2 separate regions of the Homo sapiens genome follow, and region 2 is linked to region 1. Evidence: chromatin loops called from intact Hi-C (ENCODE). Cell type or tissue: ascending aorta. All regions are shown on one strand.

The links. A loop is a pair of places that touch in the nucleus more often than their neighbours do. Peaks named below come from ENCODE experiments on the same cell type or tissue, not always from the same donor. Only the 100,000 strongest peaks of a DNase experiment are listed, where the experiment ranks them.
Region 2: a loop joins it to region 1, with 2.4 times the contacts of the local background. A loop is called at or near these places in 4 of 110 quality-filtered maps.

The regions. Positions count from the first base shown.
Region 1 is chr12:93,915,593-93,920,592 of GRCh38, forward strand. All of the region lies in intron 1 of LOC105369911 (a long non-coding RNA gene), which reads right to left. Among named protein-coding and RNA genes, the nearest start is that of CRADD-AS1, 180 kb to the left of the region's middle. In ascending aorta, no CTCF peak of the experiment used is centred here; DNase peaks (open chromatin) are centred at 1,939, 2,747 and 3,019; H3K27ac peaks cover 4,286 bases.
Region 2 is chr12:93,776,005-93,781,004 of GRCh38, forward strand. All of the region lies in intron 2 of CRADD (CARD and death domain containing adaptor protein), which reads left to right. Among named protein-coding and RNA genes, the nearest start is that of CRADD-AS1, 41 kb to the left of the region's middle. In ascending aorta, no CTCF peak of the experiment used is centred here; DNase peaks (open chromatin) are centred at 1,463 and 2,367; H3K4me3 peaks cover 645 bases; H3K27ac peaks cover 4,196 bases.

The sequences.
Region 1 (5,000 bases):
AAATGACAAGTCATGCCCACAGGACCCTGCTGTAGAATTCCTCAGGGCTGGGCAGGGACTGAGTGGGACAGAGAGAGACTCCAGTCCCCCTTCTTAGATGTGTTCTCAGAGAGATAAACATTTCTATTTGGTGGGAAAGGATCCCACCAAAAATGGGCTGCTGGTATGGTGTCTGGGCAGAAAAACCACTGAAGTGTCTCCCACAGGGCAAATCAGGAAAACGTGGGCATCAAAATAAATAACAATGGGTCAGGCGCAGTGGCTCATGCCTGTAATCCCAGCACTTTGAGAGGCCGAGGGGGGCAGGCCATTTGAGGTCCAGAGTTTGAGACCAGCCTGGCCAACATGGTGAAACCCCATCTCTACTAAAAATACAAAAATTAGCCGAGCATGGTGGCAGGCACCTGTAATCCCAATTACTCAGGAGACTGAGGCAGGAGAATTGCTTGAACCCAGGAGGTGGAGGTTGTGGTGAGCCAAGAGATCACATCACTGCACTCCAGCCTGGGCAACAGAGCAAGACTCTGTCTCAAAAAAATAAAAAATTAATAATAATAATTATAATAATGGCAGCACATTGAACCCATTAAATATAATAGGAAGCCATGACTCCACCTAACTGAATACATAAATGGAAAGTTTAATGAAGAATAGGATATATGTATGTTTTTAAACTACCTCACCACAAAATACTTATTAATTACTAAGAATGACTTATTAATTACAAAGTCTAAACAAAATACTTATTCATTACAAAAAGTACAAGAACCAGTGGAAAGCCTGACAGACGCTTCCTTAAGCAAGAGATCAAAGTGAACACTATCATGATGGGACAAGCTGAGCTCATGTGTCACCTGACAGGATGCAGCAAGAAGACCCCGACATCCCGTTGGTGACATTCCTGCCAAAGACACATAGCCTGAATCTACTTGTAGGGAAACACAGACACACCCAAACTGAGAGGCATTCAGCAACACAGCTGACCTTGAAATATTCAAAAGTGTCAGGATCAGGCCAGGCACGGTGGCTCATGCCTATAATCCCAGCACTTTGTGAGGCTGAGGCTGGTGGATTGCCTGAGCTCAGGAGTTCAAGACAAGCCTGGGCAACATGGTGAAACGCCGTCTCCACCAAAACAATACAAAAAATTAGCCAGGCATAGTAATGTGCATCTGTGGTCCCAGCTATCGAGAGGCTGTGGCGGGAGAATCGCTTGAGCCTGGGAGGCAGAGATTGCAGAGAGCCAAGATCATGCCACTGCACTCCAGCCTGGGAGACAGAGTGAGACCCTGTCTCAAAAAAAAAAAAAAAAAAAGTATCAAGAAAGACAAAGAAAGACTGAGAAGGTATTCCAGACAAAGGAAGTAAAAAACACAGCCAGCCTGTAGTCTCAGTACTTTGGGAAACCAAGACAGGAGAATCACTTCAGCCTAGGAGTTTCAGACCAGCTTGGGCAACATAGTCAGACCCTGTCTCTAAAAAATAAAAATTAAAAAAAAAAAAAAAAGAACCAACCGTAACTTGGTTCTGGACTGGATTATTTTGTTGTAAAGAACATTATTGGGACAATTGGCATAACTCAAATGGGATCTGAGGAATAGACAGCAGGGCTATGTCAATGTTGATTTCCTGATTTTGCTGGTTAATGTGGGGTCATGCAGGACCACATCCTTGTTTGGAGGAATTCCACCCTAAAGTATTTAGGGGCAATGGGACATCAAATTGCAACTTACCATCAAATGGTTTAGGAAAAAATAATTCTTTGTACTGTCCTCCAATTTTTCCATAAATGTGATTTTGTTTTTCAAAATAAAAAAAATAAAAAAGAAAAGTAAGAAAAAAAAGAAGTCAGTGCCTTGTTTAGCTGGGAGGAAGGCCATGGTCTTGGGCACAAGCCTGAGATGTTTCTCGAAATTGAATTGCCTCTTTGCTGACTCCTGTGGGGACCTGGGTGGAAATGGAGGAGGGAGGCCTAAGATATCAGATGAATAAGTTTGCTCATAATCTTGCTACTCAGTTAGAAGGATTCATGATGATTTGTTGTGTAATCTTTTAGGAATGTGTGTGTGTGTGTGTGTGTGTGTGTGTGTGTGTGTGTGTGTAGAAACCTTTTTTTTTTAACTGGACAACATACTATGCCTACCGTTTATGAGCTTGCCTACTTCATGGTATTCTTCAACATCATTTTTAAAGGTTAGCTAATGAGTATCCCATTGGATGTGAATCATCATTTAGTTTACTAACCCCAGCTGGAGTTGGATTTGACATTCCTTGGTCCACCCTCCATACCTCATATTTTCAGTTCATGCTGTGCCTCAATGAGAAAGAAAAGAGGGAAGAGCTGCCAGGTTCTTTCTGGAAGACCTTATATTGTTTCCCACTTTCCCATGAACAGAATTGGGCAATGGGAGGAAGTTTTGAGGAGAGATTAAGATCATGCTCAGATGAGCTAGGTTTAATGACCAATTCTCCTCTTACCAGCCATGTGAAGTTGGACATGTTACCTGACATCTGTGTGCCTCAGTTTCCTCATCTGTAAAAGGGGGTGAAATGAAAAGTACCCATCTCACAGCGTTATTGAAAGATGAACAGACTCTAAGTAGCTGGCACATGTAAGTGCTCATTGGTGTTGGCCATTGTTAATACTATGAATAAATGTAAGAGGCAACTTTTGAGGTCTGCAGAAGGTTAAAAAGACACCAAGTGGGGCAACCTCCTCTGCCGAAGGGGAAATAGTCCTCTGTGTTGGTGGTGAGGCATAATTATGATGGAAAAAACATTTTCCAAGGTCTGGAACTGACGTGTACTCCTTGTGACATTTTAATCTGTGAGTAATAGATTCCATTGCCTACAGGGCTGCAATTTTTCCATTTATTGCTTTTTCCTCTTCTCTCCCAAACCTGGATTCTGCCTTTTCTCAGCTCCAGCCTGCCTCTAGCAACCATGAACTGTTTCTGGATAATCCCCTTCCCGCGCCAGCTTCTCTACTCAACTCAGGCAAGGAAGCCGAAAGCCCCAGAGCCACACTGCCTTTCTCGGGGAAAGTGGAGAGGACCTACTGTTTGCTCCATTAGTTACATTGCTTTCCATGCTCATGACAACTCTCTAATGCAGACACTGCAATGATCCAGGGTGCAGCAGAGGGGTTCCATGAATGGGCTTTGGAATCAGCGAGTACAGGACTGGCTTTGCCTCTCATACACTCACTGTGAAACCTGAACATCTGAGGCTCAGTTTTCTTATCTCTAGAATGAGCGGGACAATACTAATGACCTTACAGGACTATTAGGAAGATTGAGTTAAATCACACATGTAAAGTATATGCTTGTATTAGTCTGTTTTCACTCTGCTATAAAGAACTGCCTTAAACTCGGTAATTTATGAAGGAAAGAGGTTTAATTGACTCACAGGTCAGCATAGCTGGGGAGGCCTCAGGAAACTTACAATCATGGCAGAAGGGGAAGGGGAAGCAAGGCACCTTCTTCACAGGCGGCAAGAAGGAGAAGTGCCAAGTGAAGGGGGGAGAGTTCCTTATAAAACCATCAGATCTCGTGAGAACTCACTCATTCTCACAAGAACAGCATGGGGAGAATCGCCCTTATGATTCAATTACCTCCACCTGGTCTCTCCTTTGGCACATTGGGATTATGGGTATTATAGGGATTACAATTCAAAATGAGATTTAGGTGGGGACACAAAGCCTAACCATGTAAATGGTTAATTAAACCTATTTCCTTCAATGATACAGCCCCTAGAGCACAATGGATGCTCAGTAGATGCTAATTACCATAATTATCATTATTTGGAGTTGAAAAAATGAGCCTTGGGGTAATATAATTATTATAACTATAATTAATAATTATACTCTTCTCATTACATTTTGGAGGTGCAGAAACCCTGGTATACTTATCTCTAAGTTTAGTCCTTTTCCCACTGTACACAGCGGCTTGTCCCACTGTGCTGAAAACTACCATTCCCCTATCTTCTATAGTAATAGAAATTCTAGATGATTGTATGACCACCAGCTAAGATTACATTTCCCAGGCATCCTTGAGGCAAGATGTGGCCATGTGACTAGTTTGGCTGGTCGAATGCGCGTGGAAGTGGTATTTGAAGCTTCCTGGTTAGGTATTTACAAGGAAAGGGCCTGCTTTCCCTTGTCCCTTTCCCTCTTGGGTTGACTGAGTGGATTTTGACATAGAAGGATATAAACTTCTATCTTGTGTAAGCCATTGTATTTTGAGTCTCTTTGTTACAGCAGTCAAACCCTCAAAGAGAGGGAGTAGCAGTGTTGGTAGTAACAGGACTCAGGCTAGGAGTCAGGAGACTTGGCTCTATCCCTCATTTGCTTCATGGCTAAAATATTCATTTGCTCCCTTATCTGACAACATTTTGCCAGCACCTGTACAAGACATTAGCAAGAGATAAATAAAACATAGCTCCAGAAATTATCTAATCCATCTGCAGTCTTGGTGATGTTATCCATGTTAATCTTTCAGGACGATATGCTCACTTATAGAGGATATGGAGTTCAGTTGCAGATGCAGACCAGGGCTCTTAAATAATTGCTCTGCAGGTTCCAAACATTTTATGGGTTCAGAATGGGTTACAAGGCTGTTAATATACTGAGCAAAATGCTTAAAACAATCATAGATGTTGAGACACTTACTAATTGCAAATCCTTTGCAAGATATCGAACCTCAGTTCCAGTTGTCATATGGAAATAATGGTATGAAGGGAATTAAATTAGAGAACACATATAAAGTACTTAACACTCTATCTGACATTTAGGAAGCAGTCAATAAGTGCTGTTGACAATGACAACAATGAAAACAATGACAATGATGATGATGATGAAGGCATAGGCTTGATTTTCCACTGCCCTGGAAAATCGGCCAACCAAGGCCCTCAGAAAAGCAGTCATCACCAATACTCTGCCACCCATGTGTACTCTGAGGGCCAAACGAGGCTGTCTTTGTTAAAACACTTTTTAAGAAGGG
Region 2 (5,000 bases), 140 kb before region 1:
ATCCTCATCTTTAAAAAAGTATCTTTTCAGAAATTTTATATGGACATTCAAGCACACACAATATATCCTCTTTTATCTGAGAGAACCCATTTAATATATGCATTTTCTGTAATTTGATATCTTTAATTAATATATGGAACAGTCTTTCATACAATTATATAGTTCTACTTTATTTTATTTTAATCAACAGAATAGTGGTCCACTGTACTGCTTTTCTGTGATTCTTATCGAACAGTATTTAAATTTATTTTCTTAATGTCTGCATTTATTATGCACTGTGTTGCAGAGAACATCCTTATAGCGATCTGCAAACTTGTAAAGGGGTTATTTGTAGGGGACTTGCAATGGAATTTCTAGGTTGAAGAGTGTGTGTATTTAAAATTTTTTTGAAGACTGTGTGTATTTAAAATTTTGATAGATATTGGGGAATTGTCCTCCAGAAAGGCAGTACCATTTTCATTGTATCCGCAGGGTATGTGAATGCCTGTTTCCTAAGGCTTTTTCTTTTTAAAGAGGACTTGAAGCCAGAGAAGAGGAGACAAAGAGCAGAGTGGGTACTAAAAGTAAGTGGCGGCCAAGAGAAACAGAAACACAGGTTCACACAAAAACTTGTGCATAGCAGCATTATTTATAGCAGCCAAACAGTGGAAACAGCCCACTGTTCATCCAGTACTGAATGGATAAACAAAATGGGGCATATACATACAATGGAGTATTATTCAGTAATAAAGACTACAGTGTGGATAACCTTTGAAAGCATGCTGCTAAGTGAAGTAAGCCAGTCATAAGATACCATGCATACTTATGTGAAATATCCATGTAGGCAAATCCATAGAGACAGAAAGAAGATAGTGGTTGCTTAGAGCGGGAGGTGGGGATGATTTGGGAAATGACTCCTGATACGTAAAGGGTTTCTTTCTGGCATGATGGGAATGTTCTAAAATTAGATTGTGGTGATGGTTGCACAACTCTGAATATATTAAAAACCACTGAATTGCATACTTTAAATGGGTGAATTTTACAATATGTGAATTTTATGTCATTAAAACTATTTAAAAAATAAGTGGTGGCAGAATGCATGGTATAGGATGGAAAGGATGAGGATATGGTCATTCTCACGGGCCTGTGGGTTGGGCAGGAAGACAGTGCCATAGCCAGCGAGCCAGGCAAGGTGGGGGAAGGTGTTCTGCCAGGCTATGCTGAGCCAGGTATTCAGGTGGCTGATGACAATCAGCTCTAGGGGTGGATGGTGGAGTTTTTTCCCCTAACAGAATAGAGACAAGAGGCAGTTGATGCCATGCCCTAGGCAGGGTCAGAACTGAGGTTAGTACACTGAATTTCTTACTCGTTGTTCTTGTTCAGTCCTTCGAATACACAGAAGATACTGTTCTCCTGGAAGGCAGTAATAGTTTCCTTTGCTGACCTAGAAATGCCTGCTGTGCTCCAGCATTTGGAAAAGGAAGGTCAGAGAGAGGAAGCTGAGCTCAGCTGCTGAGTCAAGGAAAAGAGAAGGAAGACCTAGGGGTCACCAACGAAGATGAGGCCCTCATTTGTGAATAAGTGTAGTCAGTTTTAAATTTAGCAATTAAGCTCTTTCTATATAGTGGAAGTGACTGTTCTTTTGGAATGTGTTTGCTAGTAAATATCATAAGAATGTTTAAAAGGAAGTTATGATTTTAAGTGACCTCTGAGTTGTGCTGATGGATAAAATTTAGCTCAACGGAATGAGGGTTAATCTCACGGTATACTCGGAAAGTTAAAGGGAAATCAACACACTTTTTCACCAAAGCCCGTTTTTCCTGGTGCTTGCGGCTGTTTGAACTTGCTCTTTGCTTCTCATTCCCCATCATCGTGGCTCCGTGGCATACATTAAATCAAACCATGACCTCCATACATTAAATCAAACCATGACCTCCGAATCTTCTTAGTTATTTTCAGGTACAAGGTTTTCAGCTTCAGAAAGGACAGAGGTCTCCATGGTTCCATTTTGAAGATTTTTGGGTGGCTACTGCTTGTTTACCAGCAGTTTGGTATAGAAGCCCAAGACAGTCCATGTGTGGTTCAGTATTGACCTAATAGCAGAATAAATTTGGACCAAACAGAAGTCCTTTTCTTTGTCACTGTGTTTGATTAACTATCCTGGATATGCTTTATTCTCTAAAAACTTCATTTTTGAAAATACCATGGTTATTAAACAACTAGTCTTTGTGCGTGATTAGGACATAAACAGGAATCTCACCCACTTTTAAACCTTTCCAAGAAATAACTTTTCCACTGATTTTATTTTGAATTGTTAAAAAACTTTTAGCAGGGAGAGAAAATTTGGTTGATGATTCAGAGCGCGAGGGAAAGGAAGCAAGGGATTCTGGCACATGCGCACGAGTTGAATGACAACTGGTGGATATTTTTATATTTATTGCTATTCTTAGCCTAAGGCCTGGAGCTGAGTAGGGAGTAACTAAGCTTAGCCATACTTATTAGACTTAGAGATTTTACTTTGTTTATGTCAATGTCAAGGCCTTTGGGAAAACTTTGGTATGCTTAGCTGATTTCTTGAAATACAATCTTTCTCTCATGCAATTTCCTCTCATTCAGTACGTGAAGAATAAAATGTTGACAGGTTAAACTGCAAGACAATCTAAGTTGCTGTTTATTTTTGTCTGTTAGCCAAATCTTAACTCACTATTCATAGCCACACAGGGTGTTTTTTTTTGGTTGGTTTTTTTTTTTTTTTGGTTTCAGTTTGTTTCTCCTAAATACATTTTAAAGATAATTAGTTATTGCCTGTATTAGAATTTCTTTTTGTGTTCTTGTGTTAGGATTCTGGAAGTAGCAATGAATTCACAGGAGAACTCAACAATGTAAGAGCAAGATGTTTCCACCACTTACTGAGTTGAGGGTATAAGATTTTATCCTTTGCCAGCCCCTTTAGAAATTGTGACTGTGAACTGCCATGATTTAACTTCAAAACACAGCCTGTTCTCTTGTCAGTGGAGCCAAAGCGTTATGCCTGAACAACGATTATAGGTTAGTATAGACAAGTGAAAAAGAGTTTTATTTTGCTGGATTCTGATACTACACATACTTAGGTTCAGCTAAATATCAAAATCGCCACAGCCAAGATGTAGTCATTGATGAGGACTTTAATTCTACCCAATGTCTGATCAATGTTTCATTCCATAGAAACATAGATGTTTCAATCCAGAAAAGCCTTTCTATTTTTTAAACCACAGATTGAGGAGGCAATGAGATGGAAATACTACCCTGAACTTAGTTCTAACTATCTAGAAAAATTTTTTATTGAAGTAGAATTGACTAAAACCTTGGGCGGGAGTAACCATGATAGTATTGTTTGGTAACTTCAAAAGAAAGAAAAGTTGGACATAACCAAATAGTAGTGGTGATTTTAGGAAAATATATTTCAAAGGAAAAAAACATAGATTTTTCAATATATAGAGGGATTTTTCAACATATAGAGACTTGAAAAGAGTACAAAAAAATAAAAAGAAGAAAGGAAATAGAGAAATAAAAAGAAAGTTTCTGACAGCAAAATCATCTTTTGAGGGAATGAGGAAAAAGAAAGAACCTTTTTTTTTTTTTTTTGAGACAGAGTCTCACTCTGTCACCCAGGCTGGAGTGCAGTGGTGCAATCTCGGCCCACTGCAACCTCCACCTCCTGGGTTCAAGCGATTCTCCTGGCTTAGCCTCTGGAGTAGCTGGGACTACAGGTGCCCACCACCATGTCTGGCTAATTTTTGTATTTTTTGGTAGAGAGAGTTTCACCATGTTGGCCAGGCTGGTCTCGAACTCCTGACCTCAGGTGATCTGCCCGCCTTAGTCTCCCAAAGTGCTGGGATTACAGGCATGAGCCACCGCGCCTGGCCCAGGAACCATTTTAAGATCAAGGAATTTTTGATGGGCTTGGATATTAAGAGAACATGTATAGAAGATTGAAAGACAAGCACATGATCAGGGACAAATTCAGAAGAGTGGCGTAAACCGGTAAGAAAATATCTGCAAAGCACAAGTTCATACTGAGCTGAAGCTGAAGAGAATGTTAAAGACAACAAGAAAGCTCTCTTTAAAGCTATGTTCATAACAAGAAAAACAAGTAAAGGCTAAGCTCGTTGCTTGGGGCAGATGGAATAATGTTAAAATATGACGAAAAACAGACCTACTCAACTATTTGGCTTCTCTTTCTCTATTAAAGACAATGATGTTCAAACTGGAATGTGTAACATAAACATAGTTAAGGATAAACTGAAGCATGCACGATAGATAATGATAATAATAGTTGTGACTACAATTTCCTGAGTTTCTATTCAGGACTGAGTACTGTAAAAGAGAATTTAGTTGCTTTTTAAAGTACTTACTGGCAGGCGTGCGCGGTAGATATTACTGTTATCAATCCCATTTACAGATGAGAAAACCGAGGCACAGGAAGATTTAATGACAAACCTGAAGTTACACAGTCGGTAAATGATGGGCTGGGATTCAGATCAAGGTCTGACTAACTTCAAAGCCTGGCTCTTTTCACTGGACTCCCTGATTCCCATGCCTGTCACATCTAGTGTTTTCAACAGGATTGCATTTTTTTGGTTTAAATTATATTGTAAGGCACATAAACAAACACATGCCAGTAGATGTTATTGAAGAGCCACAGTGTGTAATTGCTGTGAAACAAGGAAAATGGAATATCAAAATGATAAACAACACATAAAGACGTTCTTGATTACCTTTTTTTTTTTTTTGAGACAGAGTCTCTTCCTTCTGTTGCCCAGGCTGGAGTGCAGTGGTGTGATCTTGGCTCACTGCAACCCCTGCCTCCTAGGTTCAAGTGATTCTCATATCTCAGCCTCAGCCTCCTGCATAGCTGGGATTACAGGCACATGCCACCATGCCCAGCTATTTTTTTTTTTTTTTGTATTTTTAGTAGAGACACGGTTTTGCTATATTGGCCAGGCTGGTCTCGAACTCCTGACTTCAAGTAATCCACCCGC